Regions from separate parts of the Mus musculus genome. Here region 1 is linked to region 2. A link is a loop called in an ENCODE intact Hi-C map of the cell type or tissue named here. Cell type or tissue: left cerebral cortex. All regions are shown on one strand. Links, peaks and the distances in the headings refer to the core of each region. The heading gives the core; the rest is flanking DNA.

What was found. Peaks named below come from ENCODE experiments on the same cell type or tissue, not always from the same donor. Only the 100,000 strongest peaks of a DNase experiment are listed, where the experiment ranks them.
Region 1: a loop joins it to region 2, with 2.2 times the contacts of the local background. A loop is called at or near these places in 20 of 42 quality-filtered maps.

Annotation. Positions count from the first base shown.
Region 1 is chr8:22,059,482-22,062,287 of GRCm38, forward strand. It overlaps Atp7b (ATPase, Cu++ transporting, beta polypeptide), which reads right to left and starts at 593. Exons shown (of 21, transcript NM_007511.2): 1 at 491-593. The coding sequence starts at 574. Alg11 (asparagine-linked glycosylation 11 (alpha-1,2-mannosyltransferase)) reads left to right here and starts at 1,240. Exons shown (of 4, transcript NM_001243161.1): 1 at 1,240-1,289; 2 at 2,405-2,635. The coding sequence starts at 1,246. In left cerebral cortex, for the core only: no CTCF peak of the experiment used is centred there; a DNase peak (open chromatin) is centred at 1,154; H3K4me3 peaks cover 1,911 bases; H3K27ac peaks cover 313 bases.
Region 2 is chr8:22,008,324-22,011,129 of GRCm38, forward strand. It overlaps Atp7b (ATPase, Cu++ transporting, beta polypeptide), which reads right to left. Exons shown (of 21, transcript NM_007511.2): 12 at 2,692-2,806. Among named protein-coding and RNA genes, the nearest start is that of Ccdc70, 39 kb to the left of the region's middle. In left cerebral cortex, for the core only: no CTCF peak of the experiment used is centred there; a DNase peak (open chromatin) is centred at 1,272.

The DNA.
Region 1 (2,806 bases), core at 88-2,587, 51 kb after region 2:
AAATCTTCAAGAATTCATCATATGCCTGCGACCTATACAAGTTTCAGTAAGTATTTGTTGATTGAAAACGCACATGAAGAAAAGAAAAACAGACCTGCTTTTCATGTTAAATATTCTACGCTGTTTGCATCTCTAAGAGGCTGCATTAATTAACCCCCTGTATTATTAAATGAATGCCTTCAAGGTACAGGACTTGGATGTAGACCTTTTGAGGAGCATTAGCCAGGCATTAGCGAGGTATTAGCACTCCCAGGAGCAACTAGAGTTTTTATACAGCAAGCCCACGCTCAAGAGCTCTTTAATAAGGACCGGGGAAAGTTCTGGGCTCGAAATCGTTGTACACCAGAGGGCTAGTGGCACCCTTGATCTAGAGGGTTTTCCTCCCGGGTTCTCAGGGGTACGTGTCCACAGTCACGAGCCCTGGAGGAACCGAGGAGAAAAGCGCTTTGAGCAGGTGCGTACACGCTGCGGTCAGGCAAAGGAAACTTACTTTCCGACTGGCCTCTTTGGCTGTGACCTGTCTCTCCTGTTCAGGCATCGTCCCCACAGACGCCAAGTTCTTCCTGGGATCCATCCCCGAGCCCAAAGGTCACCTGGTTGGGGGGAGGGAAGGGCGACTTTACAAGCCAGGGAGAGGAGGCGCGAAGAAGCGCATCCGTGGTTCCTGGGGAACACAGGGCTCAGATCTCCCAGCCCCGGCGCTGCGGACTACGGACAGCGAGGTCCGCGGTGCGCTGCAGATAGGGTGCAGCGAGGACCACAGTCTCAGGACGCCCGCTCCAGCGCAGCCCCCTCTCCACCCCGCGCCCCGCTACTGCGGCCGCTGGGGACTCGCCGACACCTCTGAAAGAGCGGACTCTGTACTGGAAGATTAGCTCGTCGCCCGCCCGGACCTCCCATTGGGTCCCAACCGGCTGGCAGCGCCGCGGTGGGGGCAGGGCTGGGCGCCCTCAAGGGGGCTTCCAGACGGGAGGGGGGGGAGCGAAGTGGGCGGGGCGAGTGGGGTGGGAGGGGCGAGAGAGCCGGCTGTCCATCACAAGCCACGCCCCACCACCGCCACCGCAGCGGCGTGGCCCAAGTGGGATGGGCCCGTGTGCGCCCCGCCTGTGGGAAGCGGCTATTAGGCAACCTGCAGGAAGGCGTGTAAGCGGGGGGCGTGGCTAACGGCACACGCTTCCTCAGGAGCCAATAGGATAGAAGAACAGGCAAGCGCTTCCGGGCTGTGAGAGGGGAGGGTGGGATAAGATGGCGGCGGACACTGGGAGCTGGTGCGTGTACGCCGTGCTGCGGTGAGGATCTGGTGGCCTGAGCTCACGAGGGCGTGGAGGGTTTGGAGGCAGTCCAGATAAAGTCTGTAGAAGCGCTTTCTTCGTGCCTCGGTTTACCTCGGTTGTTTCGCATGCCGATCAGCTGTTTTCCTTAACTGGCTACCTGCTGCTTCGTAAACCAGTTGGTTGACTCTCTGCTACTTGACCATCTGTTGATTTCTTCTTTCCTGGTTGATGTTTAAAGTTGTAAATATATTGGTTTTGCCTTTGAGATACATATCGTTTCTTATGTAAGAATTACATAAAGTTGGTAGAAATAAACAGGAATGTTAACCACCCGGTGGTCACTACTATTGTAATAGTTCCATATTTCAAAAGTTGTTTCTGCCCTATGAAAGCCTACCTAAGTTCATATGTGTTTTTGTTCAGGTTGAACATTTATAGCTAGCGAAATAGCGTTCTGAAGAGCAGTGGATACATGCATTCTTGCCAGAGTTTGTATTACATCTTCCTTTCTGAGCTGTCTGCTTCAAGGTCTGTAGTGATTGCTAAAAATATGAATAGGCTAGTTTGTTCTAGCACATTCTTGGCCTTTTCCCGATAAATGGAATGCTGCCAGCTCTGTACAGTGTACATTGTCATGAGTGACTTTCTGCATTATAATGGTCATTGATAAGTAATTCAAAGCTTTGGATTACAGTTACCTTTCTTCCAAGCATTTGGTTTAAATATGGGTATGTATTGGCTAGGAATCAAGTGTTTACCTAACATCTTTGAGGCCCTGAATCACCAGTCATCACCACTAAGGGGAAAAAAATTAATTTTTTTTGTTTTTTTGTTTTGTTTTGTTTTTGTTTTTCGAGACAGGGTTTCTCTGTATAGTCCTGACTGTCCTGGAGCTCACTTTGTAGACCAGGCTGGCCTCAAACTCAGAAATCCTCCTGCCTCTGCCTCTCAAGTGCTGGGATTAAAGGCATGTGCCACCACCGCCCGGCACTTTTTTTTTAAATAATTTTTTTAGCAGACTTAGGAGCTACAGAACTTAATATTAAGCAAGTGTGTAAAAAGTAAACCTTAGTTTGTAGCTGACTTTTTAAATTGACAACAGGTTGATTTTCACCTTTTATTTATCTCAGGTTTTTCTATTCACTCTTCTTTCCTGGACTGATGATATGCGGAGTTTTGTGTGTATATTTGGTCATTGGCCTTTGGGTTATCAGGTGGCATCTACAGAGAAAGAAGAAGTCTGTGTCGACCAGCAAAAATGGAAAAGAACAAACGGTGGTTGCATTTTTCCATCCATACTGTAATGCAGGTGGCGGAGGAGAGAGAGTTCTGTGGTGTGCTTTGAGAGCCCTGCAGAAAAAGTAGGTATGCATCTTTCTTAGCTCAAACACAGCGCTACTGCTTGCTAAGATCATACTGAATTTTAGTTTCCACAGATTTCAGTGTTGCAGAGCTGTTATCCCAACTTACCTGGAGTCTAAAGTGGGAGGATTATTGGAGCCCAGGAGTCATAAGCCAGCCTGGGCAACATG
Region 2 (2,806 bases), core at 279-2,778:
TAAACTAACAAAGCACTGGCATGAGGTAAGATGAGATAAGATGAAAAGCGCCCCACTCACTGGGAAGCCGGTGGCACTGATGGCTTATTGGCTGGTCGGCCCTGGCACTACTTAACTGTGGGGTCCTGACCTGGCCTCCAAGTGTCAGACCTATGCAGCACCCCATTCATGAAAACCACAATGGCTTCAAACACTGCTAAGTGTTCTTGAGAATTAGTTCCTATTTCTTAAGCAGAAAATTTTCTGAGGATACACCATATTTTCCATTGATATTTTTGAAGTTTAATAAAAACAGTATTTCCTAAGATTGTCTTCTTCAGCTATTGAATAAATGTTTAATTATCGAAAATCTTTACCTACGGTGATATATATCCTTTCAGTCACACTGGGAAGCGTTATTGATTGACAAGGCAGGATATTAGATCTGGGATTTGTGGAGTTAAGTGGCAAAAATACATTTTCTCCCTAAGATCTAGTGTAGTACTGCGCCATCAAAACTGTGGTCTCTTTTCTATAACATTTGTCTTAAACTCAGTAATGGCCAATAAATGGCATTTTGCAAATCCTTGGAGCATTCCAACTGGGGAGTCAAATGATGTCATGAAAATTATCTCTGAGTAGAAAGGGAATTCCTATATGTGGATACCCGTGCCCATGATGAAACTCGGGGCCTGGTACATACTGGGTGACCCTCAACCAGCAACCTCAATAAGGACCTTCAGAAGTAGTCTGATTAACCCACCATGACTGAGATTGTACTGATAATAAATAAAAGAAGCAAATAAAATAAAATAATGTGGTAGTTTGAATATGTTTGGCCTAGGTAGTAGCACTATTAGGGGGTGTGGCCTTGTAGGTGTGTCACAGTGGGTGTGGGCTTTAAGACCCTCATCCTAGCTGCCTGGAAGCCAGTCTTCTGCTAGCAGCCTTCAGATGAAGATGCAGAACTCTCAGCCCCTCCTGCACCATGTCTGCCTGGATGCTGCCATGTTCCTGCCTTGATGACAATGGACTGAACCTCTGAACCTGCTAGCCAGCCTCAATTAAATGTTGTCCTTCTAAGAGCTACCTTGGTCATGGAACTCAGATCTCTGAGTTCAAGGTCAATCTATACAGAGCAAGTTTACAGAGAAAATTCCAGGCCAGCCAAGCTCTGGCAGTAAGGGAGTTCAGAAACAGAAAGTCAGCAACAGAATAAGAGGGGCCATGTTCCAGCCCCAGCAAGCAGCAGAACTCAGCAGCTTTGGCCGTGTAGTTCTAAATTTAGAGTCCAGAATAGAAGGGACTACTGGGACAACAGATGCTCGTTAGCTGGAGCCAAGAAATTAGCCATGAATAACAAGAGACCAGTATCACAGAAGTGAAACCTTCTGGGAAGTGTTTTCAGAGAGCACAAAGAAGCTGTGTTCCAGAGATAGCCAAGGTTGTACCTCGTGCTGCAGCTGGACTTGATAATGTGTAAGAATCACCCAGGTGGTACTGGTTTTGAAAGCATGAAGGGGTCATGGAGAGCAGCTGAGGTTCGGCACTGTGAGAGTCCAGGGAAGGCCATGGGTGGAGATGCAGCCTGAGCTGCAGTTGAAAGCCTAGGAGTGAAGGGGTCATGCAAAGAATTTGAGTCTTGACCCCACAAAGAAAGACTATGAGAGGCTATTGGTGAAACCTAGTTGCAGTGGAAGACCCCAGTGTATTGGAGATGCCAGTATCATGGGATGACCACCAAGAACAGCAGCGACAGTGGAGTGGATCAACCTGAGCTTAGAGTGCTACAAAGGACATAGCTGGAGAAGAGATACCAGCCCTTTGAAGGAGCCCAGAAAATCATGTATGGATCCAGACATTGAAACGTTGAAGTTTGCCTTGGAGACCCCAAGATTTTCTAGATGCCAGAGCTGTGGGCTATCTGCTGAGGAAAGCTGCTAACAGGGAGTGGAACCAGCCCAGGAGAAAGAAGTTTGTTGCAGTCAACAAAGATGAAAAGGGAGTAGAGATCTGAGAACTGCTTTGACATCAGACATGGAGATGCAGAGTTTGGAGTTTACCCAGCTGGTCTCCTGTCTTGCTTTAGGGATTATAGTTAAGTCATTAGATGAATCTCAGAAGAGACTCTGAACTTTGGACTATTAACATGGTTGAGACTGCTATAGACTGGGGATTTTGGATATTGGACTAAATGTACTTATTTATTGTGCTATGTTTAGGTATGGCCCCCCATAGACTCATATGTTTAAACAAGCCTATAGGGGCCAGGGAATGGGGTGTGGTAGTTAACATATGCTTGGCCTAGGGAGTGGCACTATTTGGAGGTATGTCCTTGTTGGAGGAAGTGTGTAACTGTGGGTGTGGGCTTTAAGACCTTCATCTGAGCTCCCTAGAAGTGAGACTTCTAGTGGCCTTCAGATGAAGATGTAGAACCCTCAGCTCCTCCTGCACCACGCCTGCCTGGATGCTGCCATGCTCCTGCTTTGATGATAATAGACTGAAGCTCTTAACATAGGCTAGCCCCAATTAAATCTTGTCCTTATAAGAGTTGCCTGGGTCATGGTGTCTGTTCACAGCAGTAAAACCCTAACTAAGACCAATAATAAGAGGATAATTAAGCCCCAGTGAATCTGAGACACAGAGAACAGAATTAGTGGCAATACGTTACTTCAAGCACAACAACCATCCTGCTCAAGGTCTTCAACTTACAGGAAAGTACTTCTGAACCACACCGAAATCGACAAAGCCAATGACGATCCACACCACCAGGGTCAAGGTTGAAATGATGATGATGAATGGGACAAAATATCCACTGAACCGGTCA